Linked DNA regions of Homo sapiens: region 1 is linked to region 2. Evidence: chromatin loops called from intact Hi-C (ENCODE). Cell type or tissue: IMR-90. All regions are shown on one strand. Links, peaks and the distances in the headings refer to the core of each region. The heading gives the core; the rest is flanking DNA. Region 1 has its middle 23 kb from the start of LLPH. Region 2 overlaps HMGA2 (high mobility group AT-hook 2).

Evidence for each region. Peaks named below come from ENCODE experiments on the same cell type or tissue, not always from the same donor. Only the 100,000 strongest peaks of a DNase experiment are listed, where the experiment ranks them.
Region 1: it touches region 2 in a loop (6-fold over the local background); 3 of 110 quality-filtered maps call a loop at or near these places.

Annotation. Positions count from the first base shown.
Region 1 is chr12:66,102,413-66,112,955 of GRCh38, reverse strand. No RefSeq gene overlaps it. Among named protein-coding and RNA genes, the nearest start is that of LLPH, 23 kb to the left of the region's middle. RefSeq lists an enhancer at 5,165-5,666. In IMR-90, for the core only: a CTCF peak has its summit at 5,368 (motif pointing right); a DNase peak (open chromatin) is centred at 5,355.
Region 2 is chr12:65,825,386-65,834,183 of GRCh38, reverse strand. HMGA2 (high mobility group AT-hook 2) reads right to left here. Exons shown (of 5, transcript NM_003483.6): 2 at 6,097-6,183. It also overlaps the pseudogene RPSAP52. Among named protein-coding and RNA genes, the nearest start is that of HMGA2, 5.3 kb to the right of the region's middle. RefSeq lists an enhancer at 7,974-8,581. In IMR-90, for the core only: no CTCF peak of the experiment used is centred there; a DNase peak (open chromatin) is centred at 7,133; H3K4me3 peaks cover 3,611 bases; H3K27ac peaks cover 2,944 bases.

The DNA.
Region 1 (10,543 bases), core at 3,842-7,841, 280 kb before region 2:
AAATAGTCATAGCATTTAAGGCTGGAAAACGTTTTAGAGATCATCTATTTTAACTTGTGCTTCTTAACAGATGAGGAAACTGAGGCCAATTTCCCCAAGAGGTTAGTAGTTCATGGCAGAGACCAGGAGCCCAAGAGTCTTTGTATTCACAGACCAATCTTTTTCAAAACCATAAATAGGTGACAATTAACCACACAAATAATAACATTTGGACTAATGTCAAAATTAATTGTATTCTTTTCTATAAAAGAGGGGTTGTTAAATAAAGCTATGGTGTGTGACTAGTGATCTTTTCTGTAGGTCTGTTTCTGCCGTAGTTAATAACCAATCCTTTCCCATTGGTGGCTGTGCCTCTTTGTTCCACAGGTAGTATAACATCTTTTACTTGAAACAAAACAAAACAGCAGTAACAAACTTCCCCCCTCCCCCATGCCCTCCATCAAAGGCCAGATTTTTTTTGTTTTTGTCTCTACTCTTTCCCTTCTAATTCATCTTGTGTGGTTGTCAACTTCTTTTTCTTTCCATAACTTTTGTTGTTTTTTCTCATAAAAGTAACACATGTATGTTGGAGAAAATTTTAAAACCCAAGAAAGTATAAATGAAATAAATAATTCATAATCCAACCACCCAGAGAATGTGTAGCTCTGTGTATATTTTCATAATTGTCTTAATACTGTATAATTTTATATTCTGCTTTCTTAACTTTATATCATGGGGATTTTTTTCCCATGCTGCTGGAAATTTTTTAAGAGTGTTGTTTGAAAAGTTCCCTCATTCTGTCTTGTGATAAACTATATATTTTTTTATTTGTCTACTTTTGGACATTTAATTTTTTTCTGAAAAAACTTTTTATTTTTGCTATTAAAATACTTCTCTGTAATATTAATGACCTTACATGTAAGTCTAATCCTTATCTGATTATATTCTTGAGGAAGGGTTCTAGAAGAGTATGAACTTTTCTTTAAGACTCCTTATCTGTATTGCCAAACTGCTCTCCTGAAAGGCTGAAACAATTAGTAATCCTTCCAGGAGTGAGTGAGTGCTTGTCTGGGGTACCCTTGAAGGGTTGTAAAATTTAAGCCTTTTAAAACATTCCTTTCAGTAAGTCATTCTCCTGCTAGGAAACTTCCCATGGCTGCAAGACCAAATTGAAGCTTCTTAGCATACTCTCTTCCATTTCTTCACTTCCAGTTGATTTCACAACCACTGCAATCTGGCAGGTCTAACATTATATTGATGTCTAATACCAGGAGTGACAAATTGGTACCCTTGCCCTGGAGAGACTTTGTACAGTGTTCTGCTTTGTTTTTTTGATGAGATTGTTGCCTTTAGATGGGTCAGACACTTCTAAAGTGATCTCTAGCTAGACAGTCCCTTTTGTTTGACACACACTGACCGGCCCTGGGAGGAAACTGCCTTAGGTAAACCCATGCCACTTACGCTCTGTAATCTCTTTTCCTCACACACTCCATGGCTGTCACTGCCAGGGCATCTTGGCTTCTACTGCTTTTTCCTGAGAGAAAACAGTAGATATTTTATTGTGGTAAAATATACAAACATAAACATTTATCTTTTTAACGATTTCTAAGTGTGCAATTCAGTGGCATTAAGTACCTTCACAGCGTGGTGCAATCATCACCACTGTCACTACTGTTTCCAGAATTTTTTATCATTTCAAACAGAAACTCTGCACCCATTAAACAATTACCCCCCATTCTCCCCTCCCTCCACCCCTAGTCTCCACTATTCTGCTTGCTCTCTCTGAATTTGACTACTCTAGATACCTCATATAAAGGGAATCATGGAATATTTGTCCTTGTGTGTCTGGCTTCTTTCACTCAGCATCACGTTTTCAAGGTTCTCTATTATCCATCTTGTAGTATGCATCAGTACTTCATTCCTTTTTAAGGCCAAGGAATATCTCATTGTATGCATATATCACACATTGTGTATCAGGTTATCTGTCAATGGACAGATATATATTCTTCTGATTATTCCTCTGAGATGATTTTGAGGCCCACAGTGCCAGCTCACTCAAATTTCCCATTCTGAGAACTCTTTTTTTGTTGGTCTACCTCAATGTCATATAACAAGTGACAAAAACATAAGGGGCTGGGAGCAGGAAGGAGCAAAGGGAGATTCACAGGCTGTATGAATGTGATAATGATAAATTTTTACTTTTTTTGTAAAAAAAGAATGATTTAAAAAAACTCTTGGTAAACAATTATGACATAGCATTCACATTTTTGGTAGCAGATTTCAGGTGTTTTCAATACTTTTCAACTGATACAAATAGCTTTTTTCATTTGGAGAGTTGGTGGTGGGAGATGCACAGAGACCCTCAATGCTTTACTTATGCTGACTTGTGACATCTATTATTATTATTATTATTATTATTATTATTATTATTATTATTTTTGAGATGGAGTCTTGCTCTGTCACCCAAGCTGGAGTGCAGTGGTGCAATCTCAGCTCACTGCAACCTCTGGATCCTGGGTTCAAGCAATTCTCCTGCCTCAGCCTCCTGAGTAGCTGGGACTACAGGCATGTGGCACCAAGCCCGGCTAATTTTTTTTGTATTTTTAGTAGAGATGGGGTTTTGCCATGTTGGTCAGGCTGGTCTCGAACTCCTAACTTCAGGTGATCTGCCCACCTCGGCCTCCCAAAGTGCTGGGATTACAGGCGTGAGCCACCACACTCGGCCATGACATCTATTATTTTGTTTGATGGTTTAACTTCTGAATTTTGGGGGGTTGTATATTTCATAACTTTGGCACTATATTTTAAGTTTCTCCAGGGAGGAGACCATTCTGTGGTTTGATACATCCTACATTAAAATCAGATAAAGAACATGCATTTCTTAAAGGACCTGATACATATTTGGAACTCCTTAAAATCTTTCTTTTTACTTTCTGTTTCTTCCAGCATTACCCAACATGATATCACACAGATAGCAGTCATCCCATAGTTTACTACTTAATAAATTGGTTAGTCTATTGATTCCAGCTTTCCAAAGGGCCTATTATTTTAAAATATTTGACACTAGAATATTTGAACTATTTATCTTCCCTATAACCACTGATATTCTAATTATGATATATTCGGTCCTGATCTTGAGCTATCACACAAAGTTATCAATTTCTAACAACCCTGCATAATGAAAAGATTTCAGGAGCAGAAGATGAAATTTTTTCTTGCCAAATTATATCTTTCTCTGTGGGCCTGTAGTAATTTGCATTGCTGGTTTACGTAGTACAATATTTTAGTGTGTGCTTATTATACTATCTTAACTCCCTGAGATTTACCAAGGACAAATGTGATTTTAATATTATATTGTATTTCATTTCACAGGTTTGTTTCATAACCTCAATAGTTATTTCTAGTTGTGATTCTGTTTCCTTTCTAAATGTGTTAATAAAATGCTTGCATTAAGATTGGCTTGACTCCAGAATCTGATATGGTCATGCTTCAAGTAAGTGATAAAACTCATGACAATATGGCACTTGGAGATGTTTGAATGCATCCTAACTATACAAGTGGGGAAATTCTTAGGTCCTTACAGAGTTAAATTAAGGTCAGACCTGGTTTCCGACACGAAGTTCAGATGTATTGGCAGATCCCCATGCTTGCATTTATTATACTGTAATTTGGGGCTTAAAGAGTTATATCCAGTCCATCCCCAACATCTGGATAGTGTTTATAACGATCACATTTGATCCTAATGTAATTTTGTTGGGGAATTCACTAGAATTCCTCTGTTGGCTACATTACAACTGAACATGAGATCTGCTAAAATATTACTAAAAAACTAGTGAATATCCATAGAGAATACAAAAATAGTTAGATTTCATCTCCCCTCCCCTTCCCTTCCCCGGCCAATAGCCACTAGCCCATCATACTCCCCTATCTGGGCTTCCTTGTTTCCATTGATAGAATGGGGGTGATGCTTTAATAGCAGCTAACATTTGTCAAGGGTTTTGAATCCTGAAAAGCAGAGCAGGCACAAAAATCTTTCAAGGATGATTATTGTATGTGTGCAACCTCAATGGCAGTGTCACAGACTCAACTGATGTAGATGACATGGGCATGATGGCAATTTTTCCTTTCATTTTCATTTTGATTTAGATGCTATTGCATAGAGTTAGGAAGACATTATTTGGGAAAGTAGAGCCAAAGGATTGGTTTTAACCACCCTTCCCCCATCAATGGAAGCCCCAAATGAATCAAACGGAACCTTTTAAGGTTGTAAAGGGAGCCTTTAATTATGTGAGATTGACAAGGGGGACATTTGGGAAGTTTGGCAATGCAGTTTCAGGGCCTCCCAGCCCTGCCAGCAGGAAGATTATTAACATATTTCATGTAATTTGTGCATTGCTATGTACCCTCCTCATGAAATAATTTTAGCATTCAAAAAGAGACAGCTGGGAAGAGGAAAAGACAGATAGGGAAGGACAGAGACTGTAAGAGTCTTTAGAAAGGGAAAATTATTTCATTAAATCTAAAGAGCATATGCTTTTCTGATGTATACCATATGCAAGTCTATGCAAATTATTTAATAGCACTGCACTCAGAGTAATTTCCATTTCCTCCCTAGCTTGTGACGGGACTATTCCTTTTAATCAGATTAGATGACATTCTCCGCAAACTTTTGGGGGTTTTAACTTAATTTGCCATGCTAAGTAGTTAGGGTAATTTGAAATAAAGCAATCAGTGGGCAGAAAAGAATGAAGCCAAACCTCGTTTCTGTCTTTGAGATGAGAGGCTGGCCGGCTGTGTGAGCCCCACAGGACTTCTTTCTCTTCTTCTCTCCTGCTCCTCAGCACCTGAGACCTCAGCAGAGTTTCCAATGGTCAGTTGTGTTGTTTTGATGGCACCTAATCAGGTCTGTTTCCCATCCATGGGGCTCGCGTGCGATGCTGCATTCCATTAGGCCTCCACTGTCACAATTTATGGTGCTGCCTCAAGTAATGATGGAAAAATGAATTCACATTCCTTAAAAAATTTTTCACCTGGGGAGGTCGTGGACACCTAAAGGGGTCTTTGAAATGGTCTGAAGGGGCCCTGCAGATATTCCATTCTAGAGGTTCTGGAGAAAGGGAGCTATAATCATCTAGTACCATGGATGGACAAGAGTTATCAAGGAAAGTCCTGGCAGGAAAGAATTCACATGGGACGCACGCCTGAAGGGACAGCAACCGATCAAGGGCGGCTGTGCTGCAGTAGTGCCAGCCCTTGGCAAAACTGTGAAGCTTGTTTTGGGGCATTGCTCACAGTTCTGCAAGCGGTGTGTTTGTTGCACAATCCCAGAGGGTCCATTGTCTTGTAGTCATAGGGCAATCTGTGTGTTAATACCAAATTTTTCCAGCAGATGGCAGTAAAGGGTCTTGAGGAAGGAGTGACTTCTAAAATCTTATCAGGTTGCAGTTTGGACTAGACTAGAGGGCCATCGGCCTTCCCTTTCACGGTTCTCTGTTTTACGGATGGCGGTGTTTGAGGAAAGGGAAGATTTTAATTGCTTAAACGAATTCCCTGCAAAGTGTTAGCAGATGAGGTTTAAATATCATCTATATTAGGGCTGTTAGGGATTTACTAGCCACCAAGATATAAAAGAGAGAACTTTAATGGTGAAATTTCATGCACTGAGACAAAGAGAAAAAATTGCTTTTTCCTTTCTTTCCTTTTTTTCTTCACACCCACCTTCCTTCCAAGACAATGCTTCAGCTGGGATCTTGGTTTTGAGGCACCGAGGTCGGCTCCCAGGATCTGTTCCTGTAGCACATGGAGGCACTTCTTATCAAAGATTTTTGAATGTAAACAGGCTGCAATCAATTAACTCTTTAAAAATTACTAAGGGCAGGCCGGGCGCCCAGCAATTTGGGAGGCTAGGGTGGGCGAATCACGTGAGGTCAGGAGTTCGAGGCCAGCCTGACCAATATGATGAAACCCGTCTTTACTAAAAATACAAAAAAATTAGCCAGACATGGTAGCATGTGCCTGTAATCCCAGCTACTGTCTCAGAGGCTGAGACAGGAGAATCACTTGAATCTGGGAGGCAGAGGTTGCAGTGAGCCGAGATGGCGCCATTGCACTCAAGTCTGGGCAACAAGAGTGAAACTCCGTCTCAAAAAAAAAAAAAAAAAAAAATTACTAACGACATCATATAACCAATCCAGGATCCTTCCTACATGCAGGGAGGAAAGAGGAATAAAGTTTTCTGAGTGCCTATTGGGTCTTTCCTTTCATTATTTTTCTTAATCCTGGATGCCATCCTTTTAGGTGGTTATCATTTTCCTCATTTTACATAGAAGTAAATGGGTAGTCAGAGAAGGTAAGGCACCTCCAGGAAGTCTCCCAGTTAACATGTGGATTCAAATCTTTTATTTATTTATTTTTATTTTATTTTATTATTATTATTTTTTAATAGAAATAAAGATGGATGTCTCACTATGTTGCCCAGGCTGGTCTCAAACTCCTGAGCTCAAGCGATCTTCCCCTCTTACCTCCCAAGGTGCTGGGATTACAGGCGTGAGCCACGGAGCCCTTCCTGGATCCAAATTTTCACCTGTCTGATCCCAAAGCCCAGCCTCATGTCAGTAGAGTGCTCTACCACATAACTACTAAAGATAGGACTAAAGATGACTTCTTTTTTATTATTTTGAGTTTTTTGTTGTTGTTGAATAGGCAAAATATATACATGTACGACAAATTCAAATACACAGTCGCAAATACATTTCTCTGGTTTCATGCCTTGTCTGGGGCCACCCTCCCACAGGCAACCACAGTTATAGTTTCCTATGTAGTCTTTCAGAAACGTTTTGGGCTTTTATAATATAAGCATATACATATATATCCTTTTTTTCCTTACATAAATGGTAGCTCACGAAACACACTGTTGCGTCTGTCTTTTTTCACTTAACAGCATATCTTGGAGGTGGGCTAAATAATTCTCTTTAAGAGCTTCAGAGTTGGAAATACTTTCCATCTTATGTATGTACCATAATTTTATTTAACTGAAATTGATCTATTTAACTGATATATTTATTCAAATGAGATTGATGACCCTTACAAAGATTACATTGTTAAATGACCATATTCCACTCAGTGTAGCCAGCCTTCAAAACCTTGCTGATGAATGAATGCCTCAAAATTGCAATAAGCATATGGCTTCCCAGAGTGACTTAATATCGGGTAAGCTTCTGAAAAGTTTATTTTGTGCTTTAAAAAGTATTCTCATTTCTAACATATGCATTTGCATGTGCACACACATACATTCTCACCACTTGAACCAGAATTAAAGGTTACCAATGAAAGAGACCAGGGTCTCAAGATGTTCAAGAAAAGTGAGCAGTGCTTATTGGATCTTTATCCCTCTTTTATAGTAGTGAGACAATAAAACAGAGTCTGTGGTCTGTCTAAACCTCAACTCAGCTTCTTTGGAGTAGGATGATTTGGATCAGTAAGAATCAAGTAGGAGTAGATCAGCCTTCCGGGAGAGACAGAGAAGGAAATCACAAAAGAAGCAATTCTATAATCTCTATAGATAAAGAAGGAAATTCCTTTTTAATCCAGTAAACTTTAAGCTATTTAGATAGAAAGAGTCTTTTCATGGCTAATGTGAATGCCAGTCTGCTTTCTATGTTGACACCTTATGAATTGTAACTCTAAAAGTGCTCATCATGGACGAGGTTCTCTACAAAATTTAAAAAAAAATTAGCCAGGTGTGGTTGTGCACACCTTTACTACCAGCTACTCAAGAGGCTGAGATTGGAGGATTGCTTGAATCAAGGAGTTTGAGGCTGCAGTGAGCTATGATCACGTCACTGCACTCCAGCCTGGGAGACAGAGAGAGACTCTCTCTAAAATTTTCTTTTTTTAAAAAAGGACCCAGGAGTTCCTTAAAAGATGGAATTTATATCCCATTAACTTTGTATGCTCCCCAGAAGTTATAGGAAGCTTCTCTGTGTATGTGTGTGTGTGCACGTGCACGCGCGCGTCTGTGTGTGTGTGAGAGAGAGAGAGACAGCGAGAGAGAGGAGAGAGAGAGAGAGACGGAAACAGAGACAGACAGAGAGAGCACACAGCACTTATTCTCCCAATATCCACCTGTATTTAATGACAGGCCCTGTCTAGGAATTTCCAAGATGTCAGTGGGATATCCATGATGATGAGACTTTCCAATATTCCACATAGTTACGTACATTTCTTCCTTTGTTGTATACTCTCTATTCAAATGGCAAATCTATTTGCCCTATTTCCCAGAGCTGACTTAACCCATTGCAAGCAGCAATTTGATTTGGAAGTCTAGGATCAAGGTTGGTATCCTCCAGCAACAACTGTTCCTACTGCTCCTCCCCACACCGTGGGATTATTCACACCACATGCACTCCATCTCTGTACTCGTCCCTTGCCCTCTTATCTTAAGGCTGTGATACAAACCTCTGGATGGGTGGAGGCCTCTTGCCTTTTCTGGTTGCAAAGGATCTCAGAAATAATGACACTAAAGCAGAGGGGGCAGACAATGACCTCCAATTAACTTGAAGCAGAAGCTGCCAGAATGGAGGAGATACAGGTGAAGCAGTGAACAAATGGCATGAACTGGATGATACAGAATCATGAAATTTTAGATTTGGAAGAAACCTTAGAGGTCATCTAATCTAGTGGCTCTAAAGCATGACCATGGGCGTGGACTGAGAAATATTCACACACACACACACACACACACACACACACACACGCATGCATCAGCAGGAACAAATTTTTGCCACATCATGCAGGTGGAAGAAATGTTACATCTATTTAAATCAAGTAAAGTCAGGTCGGATCAAGGTAGGGAGACTCTCCTTTTCTTTGGGTGGTATAAGTGTTTCTGGGGGACTTGTGTAACTGGGGACACAGTTAACTGAAATGATGTTGCATGAGGAGCTCAGTGGCTTATAATAATAAGCCAGCAAGCTTATTATTGTTATAACAATCAGCTCAAACTCAGTGGCTTATAAAAATAAGCATTGCTTTCTTATGCTCACAGGTCTGCTGGTTAGATGAGGGCAGATAGGTTTAAACTATACATTGGGTTCAGGTGTGCCCCATGAGTCTTTCATTCTCCCTCAATCAGCAGCTATCCAGGACATGTCCTTTTCAAGGAAAATGCCAGGAATGCAAGAGATAAAAGAAACAAGGCAAGTCCACTTCAAGCCTCTGTTTCATTCATACCTACCAACACAAGTCACATACCCAAGCCCAGTGCGGGGGTGGGAAAGTACCTTCACCCACAGTGGGAGGGCGCTGTGAAGCTGCATGGCAAGTGGCATGGATGTATAGCCTTCTTACAGGTTAATAAATGTCTTAGTCCATTTGTGCTGCTATAACAAAATACCTGGATGATTTATAGGGACTTGGTGATTTATAAATCCTAGAAATTTATTTCTCACACTTCTGGAGGCTGGGAAGCCAAAATCAAGGCACTGGCATCTGGTATCTGGTGAGGGCTGCATTATCTAGAGGGGAAGAGTGCTGTGTCCTCACATGGCAGAAGGTGGAAGTGCAAGAAGGAATGAACTCCTTCTGTCAAGCCTCTTTATAAGGGCACCTAATCCCACTGGAAGGGACACATTCCAACTATGCCAGTGGAGAGTTGGACTTATAATGCCACTCTTCATCTGGATTCCAAGACACTTCACTCATGGTTTTCTGCCTGTCTCACTGGAGCTTCCCTCTCAATTTCCTTTGTGGCTCCTTCTTCTCTCCACAAGCACTCACCATTGGAGAGTCCCAGGGCTCATTCCTTTCCATTGACTACTCTCATAGCTGTAAATACTGAGGACACCCATGGTTCCATCTCCGACCAGCTCTCCTGAGCTCCAGAGGCAAAATCCCCTTGAATGTCTAACAGATGTCTCAAACTCAAGTGTGTCCCTTCCAAAATTGCTCTACCTACAGCCTTCTCTCAAAGTGGAAAATCCATCCTCCAATCATTTAGGCCAACATCCTTGGAGTCATCATTGAATCTTCTCTTTCTCTCACATCTTTATACAATTTCTTGACAAATGTGATTGGTTCTACTTTCAGAACTGAATCAGCATCTTACCACTTTTTAGCATCCTCACTAATTACCATCTTTGTCTACGCCATGGTCATCTCTCATCTGGACCACTAAGATAGCCTCCAAATAGGTCTCCTTGTTCTTACTTTGCCGACCTATTGTCTACTCAGAGCGATCCTTTTGGAATGTAATTCATATCCAGTTATCTTCTGCTCAAAACCTCATTCCATCTAAACTAAAAGCCCAAATCCTTACAATGCCCTATCATTTTTCTACACTTTATTTCTCTGACAATCATCTCCTGCTGTTCTCTTCTTCACTTACTCTGCTCCAGCCATTCTGGACTCCTTGCTGTTTCTTAAACATATCAGCCATACTCTTGCTTTAGTGACATAGCTTTCTCTTTCTCAAGAACTTGTCCTCTAGGTATCTGCTGCTCTCAGATATTTGCCCCAGATATCTCTCTCACCTGCTAATCTTTGCTGAATGTTGCCTTCCTAATGG
Region 2 (8,798 bases), core at 4,748-8,747:
TATTTTACAGAACATTCAGCACATGGTAGTGGAAAGAGTATAAGCTTTAGAATTAAAGTGAATTCAAACCCAGGTGCTACCATTTACCAGAGTTGAATATCAGATATGTCCTGTTTACATCTTTGAATCACAGTTTTCTCATTTGTGGAATGAAGACCACAATGCCTAAATCAGAGGATTAAAGGAGCTAACATATATATAAAGTGCCTGACAAAAGCTATGGCATTTAGCACTTAGTCAAATGTAATTTCTTTTCCCTCCCCTTATTTTAAAATGCTACCCACAAATATAATACTTACCAATTTTCTTAGTTTCCAAAGTGACTTTCCAAGCATTATCTTACTTCAGTAGGGCAGGGCAGGTGTTACTTCCCGTTTTACAAATGGGAGATTAAGCAACCTGCCCATGTTCACAGGTAGTAGAACTGAGACCCAATCTGATTTCAATGCAGTGAAGTGTCTGTTCTTTGGAGAGCTATTCCCATATAAAATAAAACTGCCATTCAAAAATTTAAAAAATAAAAGATAACCTTCTAGGGTGAAAATCAAATTAGTTAAAAGTAATGTATTTCCAAGTTTCCTATAAACACATGGACAAGAGCAGAGGTTGGAAACTAAGAATAATTCAATTCTGACTTCAGGGTCAGGTTTAGGTGGCTATTAATTTTTTGCTATTACAAGTTCTCTCATCATTTTTTTTATGTACTGTGATATAGCCAGAAATCCCCCACTGCAAATCCATCAGTGCATCTGTACCAAAAAAAAAAAAAACTAGAAAAATATTTGGGTGTGATGGTGCCCTGTCTTGTTTGCATGTATCTTGATTTGCATGAAGCCCACTATCCAAAGCCTAGAAAGCACATTTTATTTCCTTCAGTTGCTATTTTTAAAAATATAAACAGTATAAATCAATGTACACTGATATCAAAATCAACTCTACGAATCAATCCCACTAAGTACTGAGGAAATTCTCATTTTACCTTTTTGATAATCCAGTTCTGTAAGTTTCCTAATTTTACATGCAACACTTTTAGCCTTGAAGAGACATTACAATTTGCTATCACAATATATTTTCCAATAGAAAATATAAGTAATTTCCATCACCCATTGTAGTTCCTGCCTATTACCCAAGTTAGCCTTTACTGTCAACTCTGGTGTCCTTATTTTGCACATGCTTATCTTCATGTATACAAACACTAAATTAAAACCAAAGCCAAATGACAGGCAAAGTTATCATTTTCAAAGTTTAAGATTCTTCTCCTCCAAATCTTCTCTCTACTTCTTTGTAATCATAAAAATCAATAGCAATGATACAAGAGATCATTGCTATTGATCACAGGAGTTACCTTCTGAGCAAACATGATCCTAGACAAAAGAGAATGCCTGCACTACTCTTCCCTAATTTAAATAGAATATGCCATTCAAAATTGCTCAGTGTATTAAAACAATATGAAATAATGCAATGCCCTAACAAATAACAGTTCTCTATTTCCCCTTTTCTCTTGGTTGGCAGAACAAAGATTCATAACTAAAACCTTCAGAATCAGTGAAATTAATTCAGTTTCCACTTTGTGCCTTCTGCTCTGTAAACTGCAGAAAGTCAACTAACAAGACAAGACATGTTTGAATGATTTAACTGACATAAAATCCTCTTCAGCACCCATCTATTCTCAAGAAAGAACTGAAATGCAATAGAATACCAATCTGGTATATTCTATCTCCTTAGCAAAATGATCTGTTGAGAACTTGAGATAAAAATGAGCCAGGAATGTAGGTCAGCCAGAGAAATGAGGAGACTTCAAGTTCAGAAGAGTTCAGAAGGATGAGAGCTTCCAGAGAAGTAGAACTATAGGTCCCTTGAAATAAAATTACTTCATAAGATAATTCAAATGTATTTCAATCTCCCATATTTGGATCATAATCTGTGATGATTAAAAGCATTACCAGATAGAATGTGCTGGTGCATTAAGTAAGGCTTTGTCTTCCCTGGCAAAGTGAAAGAAAAAAATTAGTCAATTGTTTAGGTAAGTCAGCCTAAATATCAAGATAATGGAACAACAGTTGGACTTTACTTAATTTCACCTGCTGAATTCATTTGTATCCTCAGATAGGGCCCTGAATCCGCCTGAATTCATTTGTATCCTCAGATAGGGCCCTGAATCCCACAATAAAACTTACCTGCCCATTGAAACACAGAGGAATTAAACTAAATCATAGTAGTTTAATTTAGAAACCATAGGCCAGAATTATATGATAACTTCCAAAGTTACCTTTCCTTAACTCACCAATAATAATGTCTTTGGTTTCTCCTTTTAATTAGGCCTACTATATTCTGAAGAAAATTCTGTCCTCACTCAGCATTTATGCTGAATGATTTTTCTGAAATGGTGACTAAAACTATCTTCTCTCTTTTTAAAATATCTGTGATTGGTGTGGGTAATGATTATGAAAAGCAAACCACATTTCGAGAAATGCAAATGATTAGAAGGAGCATGAAGTAGTCTTTACAGTATCTAATTAATTCAGGCCTTCTTTTTATAGCAAATCAAACATAGAGATTAAACATTTACTCTGAACACATTATTTTAACTATAACTACTTTATCTAGATATTTTCATTCTGCACTTTGCTTCCTAGATCTGTCCATTACACCTAAAGTCAAAAGGGTGGTGAACAAATATATGACATGATGAAGTAGGGTTATCTCACACCTGAGATCTTTTTTTTTTATTTTCATTTTCCTTCCAATAAAATTTAATTCAACCTCAGAAAAAAACTTCCTAAAATATGTGAATGAGAATTGGCTTAAAACTTAAAGGTGAATTTGACCTGAGACCTTCAACACTGAAGAATTAGTGACAACCCCTCCAGTATTCTGTCATGATTAAAAAAGTACAACAAAACCCTAAACTAAAGGAGATTATAACTTCTTTCTCTCTAACCATCTGGGAACTGTAAAAATGCAAAGATTTCCATCCACCACAACCAGGAAAGCAAAGCAAAGCAAAACAAAACAAAAAAGGAAGTTAAGACATAACTGGTCATAGGTGTACCTCAGACTAAAAAATAAATAAAAGGGTAAAGATATGCTCACACAGACGTATACACACATGGACAAATGAATTATTCAGGAAAACTTTAACTTCTGATTTCTTTTATTCAGGTAACTATATGAAACTGATTCAGGGACAAATTTTGAGCACTCAGATTGGAGTTCTGAGGAATGACTAGAATCATTACACAATGGTCATGCATAGTAATTAGTTTTAATGGAATATTAAGTAGATTGAAGAATAATTATCTTCTCTTCCAAAAGTTCCAAGCATAGGAAATTGTGTTCTTATAAATGTCTTTGTTTTACATATTATATAAATCAATTTTCTACTGAATATGGTTTGAAATTGAAGTGATGGCTAATTTAGTAGTCATTCACTTGGTCTTGCAACATTCTGCATGCATTGTCCAGTTTCACACTGTTAATTTTCAAATCAACAGCTTTGTTTTCAAATGTCCCAAGGCCAATTACTGAATCCAAATATAAACTTTGTAAGTCAAGAAACTCCAAGCAGCAAGAAATTTTAAGTATATAACCATCAGGATTTCAGTGTGCATTGCAGCTCCTCTAATTTTAGGCTTCTTTCTTCTCATATACTTACCAGTCTTTGCAATGTATTTTGCATTGTGATGGGTCTCAGTTTACAGGAAAACACTCACTTTGTTACTCATAGAAGACTTCTCATATCTATTCTGGTCAGTCTCACAGGGTATGTTTATCTTACATGTTATGAACAATATAACTTTTTCTAAAAAGATTTGCATTGCAAAATCCTGACGAACATATATGTTTTGTTAGAACACAATATATGCTTAATAAACAAATGTTTGAAAATCATATTTATATAGAATAGTAACATACTCAACAAATTCTGATTTGAAAGTGAAAATACCTTAAGTTTACACATGCCATGAACGATTCATCAATGTCATTCATTATTTTGCAAGGTATTCTCTTCTCCAGATGAAGCGTAATTTATAAAACTGAAGAAAAATAAGTCATGTTATGGGCAAATGTATTTATTCATTTTTATTACAAGAGGGATTTTTATAACACCATTGTAGGAAATAATTGTGTCTGAAAGAATGAAAGATTCTGGAGAAGGAATCTTTAGAAAAAAGAAAGCCTACTTCTGTTTTGGAAATTGGAATAATGTATGCATACACATGAAGAATTTTCAGAAAGATGAGCGGCGTAGGGGGGTCATTTACAAATGCCTGTCACTAGAGTCACTAAAAATAAATCAACCCTTACTTAGGAATAGATCAACTTTAAAAATTTTGCTTTAGGTGGTAAACTAGGCACTAGCTTCAGCTTCCCTTTTCTCAATACAAATTTTGTTAGTCAGTGGTAAGCTTTTTAAAATGAAGCGGAGGCGATGGGAGCGTTTCTATCTATTCATCCAAAAAACATGAAATATAGTAAAATATGGGAGACAATTCATTTTCCTTTTTAGTATTAAATTTCAAATTACTTATTTATGGTGAAATTTAAAGATTTCTTCCTAGGAGATATTATCATGATGTGTTTTTCAGAGGAATTATACCACAGCTTAAATGCGTGTCAGCTATCTAACAAGATATTCATTTGTGCATCTCCTTAGAATAAAAGTAAATTAGGTAAACTCCACACTTACACAACATAGAAAAACTCCTTGGTAAAATCAGTCCATTTTAGTTAATTTATAAATGAGATAAAATGAAACAAATGTAAAGTATTCATATTAAAAATACCAGATTATATATTGCCATTTTTAAATAACAAGGTTACTTAGAGCTATTTTAAAGTTTATTGATTAAATAAGAAACAATTAAATCTAAACTCTAAGAAGCAATTAAATTTAAATATATTAAAAATATGCTCCTCAACTCTGTTCAAAACTGTTAAAACAGACAAGAACTCAGAGTAACTTCCTAAATAACTTTATATGTACCATTAGTTGCTATGGCAGTTTACATACATTACAGTTAGTACCCACAGTCACAAAGAAAATCACACAAAACATTAATCCCCAAACGATGAGCATATAGTCCTTTCTAACAAATACTGTACATGGAGTACCCAAAACCGGTGAAAAGGTATATCCAAATTTAGTTCTGATTTTTGAAACTTTGTTCTCAATTACTACACAAACCTACAAATACAACGCAGAAACTTTTTTTTCCAATTTATTTATAAAGTCAAAAAAGTGACTGGTACTTCTCTATACATGCATTAACCCTGACATAGTTCCTCTTTGCTAGCTTAAACACAGCCAACCTGAAGTTATCTTAAACTGCAAGTTTAAACTTATTAAGATAAACACTGAATATTACACTTAACTGGGTTCCATTCTGCCCAAAAAGAGATATTAAATGAGCCAAATACTTGTTTTAAAAAGTCTCATTGTCCAATTCAGACATTTCTATGTCACTTGATGAAAAGGCATTTTGAGATTATGATATACTATACTGCAGGTTTATTGTAAAACAAACAGTATACTTTATTATCACAATTAAAGCTGCAAAATTCATGGAATTTTTCCACTATCCCACAACTAGATTTACTTCTAATTATCGTCTATTTGGCAAAGTACTTTAATAGGGGGATTTGGTTTGCAGTAGCCATGTAATAAGCACAAAGTAAATCAATCTTTATCATTTTTCAGAGGAAATTGCAAAAACTTTACCACCAGGCAAAATCTATAGTTTTGATTTGTTTTTAACTATTTACAACTGGTGCAAATATTAATTGTGTCATTTTCATCCCGCCCCCCCCGCAACCCCTTCCTTCCTCACTTCTACCCGTTTTAAGGTTCAAATTATTTGGTGGCTGTTTGTTTAAAAACAACACTGTTAAGTATCTTCATAAACTTTTTATGCTGAGCATCTGCTTACAAAAAAGGTTAACTCGCATCTAACTAATGTTAAATGTAAGAAATGAGTCTTGTGTTACCCAGTTGGGACAAATTCCTGGCTGCGGAGTTAGAATGGGAAAGTTACAGGCAGGCTCCTGTAGTCAGTCATTGATGAAGTTAGGAGAGCTTGACTTGAGAAATCTCACCTTTTGAGCTGCTTTAGAGGGACTCTTGTTTTTGCTGCCTTTGGGTCTTCCCCTGGGTCTCTTAGGAGAGGGCTCACCGGTTGGTTCCTAATTGTGAGGGAAAAAAAAATGCTGTTGTGGCAAGAATGTCTGAAAGAAATTGACCCTGACTCTTTAGCTATATTTTCTGCATGTGCTGCTCAAAAGAGCTGTTGGAACACGTTCAGTTCAAGCATAAATGGATGATGATGGTACAGAGTTTACAGAAAGGGGAAATAACTATACTTTTAATGCAAGGGTTCAAAGAGGAAACTCTATTTTGTATATGAAAACTAGATTCTACTTCAAACCTAAAATGGTAACAAAGACTGAAGAGGCATGTTCTAGAAAGAAAGTCATATACTTTTAAGGTGTAAAGTTTACAGGGCTATGCATTTGGCAACTCATAGGAATAATAGGCATTTTAAACGAACACCACTCTGCATTATACTAGCATTTCAAACAACAGAAATACGAAGCTACCATCACAGATATTTCAACAATCTTCCATATTGAAAAGGTGGCCTTTAATCATCTTTGTATACCTGCCTTCTAGGTGGATTATGATTCAACTGACACATTTTGAGTGAAATACTGGAGCAATTATTCAAGTTCTTCAGTTCAAAATAACTCCATTCCCCCTAAAATTTCCAAATAATTATAGTAAATCTATGGTGGGAGGTTTTGCTTGAATCATCTAGTTAATTGCTTCAATTCTCCACTTCCTTTTGGAGATGCAGGCATGGCCTCCAGTCTAAATTTAAATATCTTTTGATAAAAATAAACATATTTTCTTCAAAACTTTCTTTTGAGAAAACTCTTATGGGGGTGGAGTGGAGAAAACTAAAAGGAGGTAAAAGCGAGGAGGAATGGAGTGTCTGGGAATGAGAAATGGAAGCAATCACTTGGTTTAGCAAAACTTTAAATGGCTCCTATGCCAAGTAGTAAATACTCAAGTGGTTAAGAGAATGCGATGATTAATATTCCAGATCCCAAATATTTATCCAGTGAATCATCTATTCACATTTCATTCAGATTCGGTGATTAAGTGAGACTAATTAACTTAAAACCCATGAACGTCCTCAATGAAAATTCGCATCCCATTTAGAGAATTCGGGAAGGTTCCCTGCAAGCTTCTGTGGGACCACTAGCACCAGTGGGCACATCGAGAGCAAACACATCGGAGACAAATTTTTCTTTCTTTGTGAACTCTGCCTTAACTCAAAGGTAAAGTATCCAATCACCTCCAGACCCCATTGTAATTTCTTTTGGATTTTTTTTTTTTTTTTGGAGGGGGGGCAATTAGTGAGTTAGAACTGGGTGGCGGGTGGGAAACAAGTGGGGGAGGGCAGAGACTTCCTGGGAGGTGTAAAACAGGATTCAAATGCGGTGTAAAGTGTCGCTTGGGCAGAGCGGGAAAACTCAGGGGCCTCTAGATCGGCTTGTTTCCTTTGATGATTTCAAAAAGGTACAACTCTCAATTTTTCTAAAATGCACTGGCAAGCAAACATTGTTCAGTTTCCCCACCTTGCTCTCGGACAACTTTGGGACTCTAGGATTATTTTCTAATCGGCGTGTTTGCCATGAAGGAAGCGATTTAAGACTAAGCAGAGAGCAAGTTTTAAAGCCCGAGAAAGTGGAGTTTAAATGTTCTCAATAGACATATCCCGCTCCAACTCTGCCCGCCGCGGCTTGGAAATTACAGCGAACAAAACCCCCAGCCCTGCGCGCTGAGCGCAGCTCTGCAAGCGCCGGCTGCACGCTTAATTGGTTGCATCCGCAGACAAAACCCTCCACTCCGCAGGGTCCCGGGCGCCCCTCGATCGTCCCCTACTCAACCCCCGGCCACTGGCCTTGGAGAAGAGCATTTAATGGCTGCAGCTCTGAGGCGCGAGATCCAGGGGCAAAAGGGGGACCGGGCCCCTGACAAGGAAGCGACCCTGGCTACCCTGCACTCTCTTGGACACTCCTTTCAACGCGCCCTTAGCTGGGCGAGTTAACCCCGTCCTGCGGGGAACCAGGCTCCCCGTAGCCCCTGCCCCGGGCTCCCTCCGGCGGCCGCCGCATATTTAAAGAGCCCAAAAAGGACCAGGCAGCCGGGTCTCCATGCGTTCTTTGTCGGGAGGGCGCGAGTCTTGGGCCACCGAGAGCTTGGAGGAGGGCGCCAAGGGGGCGGCTGCGGCGCGCCAGCCCCCGACCCGCGAGCAGCCCCGGGAGGCGGGAGAAAGAGCCTCCGGCCCCCAAGACTCTAGCCCCTTCAGCCCAGATCGGCCGAAGCGCCCGGGTCCCCGGCACCTCCTTCCTCCCGGGCAGTTGCAAAAGCAACTCGGAAAGCGCCTGCGAGCCCGGGTTTGTCGGATCCCGGTCGCTTCCAGTCACTGGGCGACACCGCGCCACTCGGGGCCGTGCACAATAGCGAAAGTCCGAGGACGCGCTTCGCCCGACCCCACCTCCCGCCTTCCCCGGGCCGCCCGCCGCGGCTCCCCACCTCCCCGCCCGGAGGGTTGCTGGCGCCCCGGGGCCGCGCGGCGCACTCGTGGGGTCTGCGCCGCTCCCCCCGGCCGGCCGGCGGGCAGTGTGCGACGGCCGCGGCGACTGGGCTCCCGCACTCCGGCCGCCCCGCGCGTGTCTGGGCCCCGGCAGTGGGGACGGGGTGGGCTGGTGCCCCCACCGCGCCCTCGTAC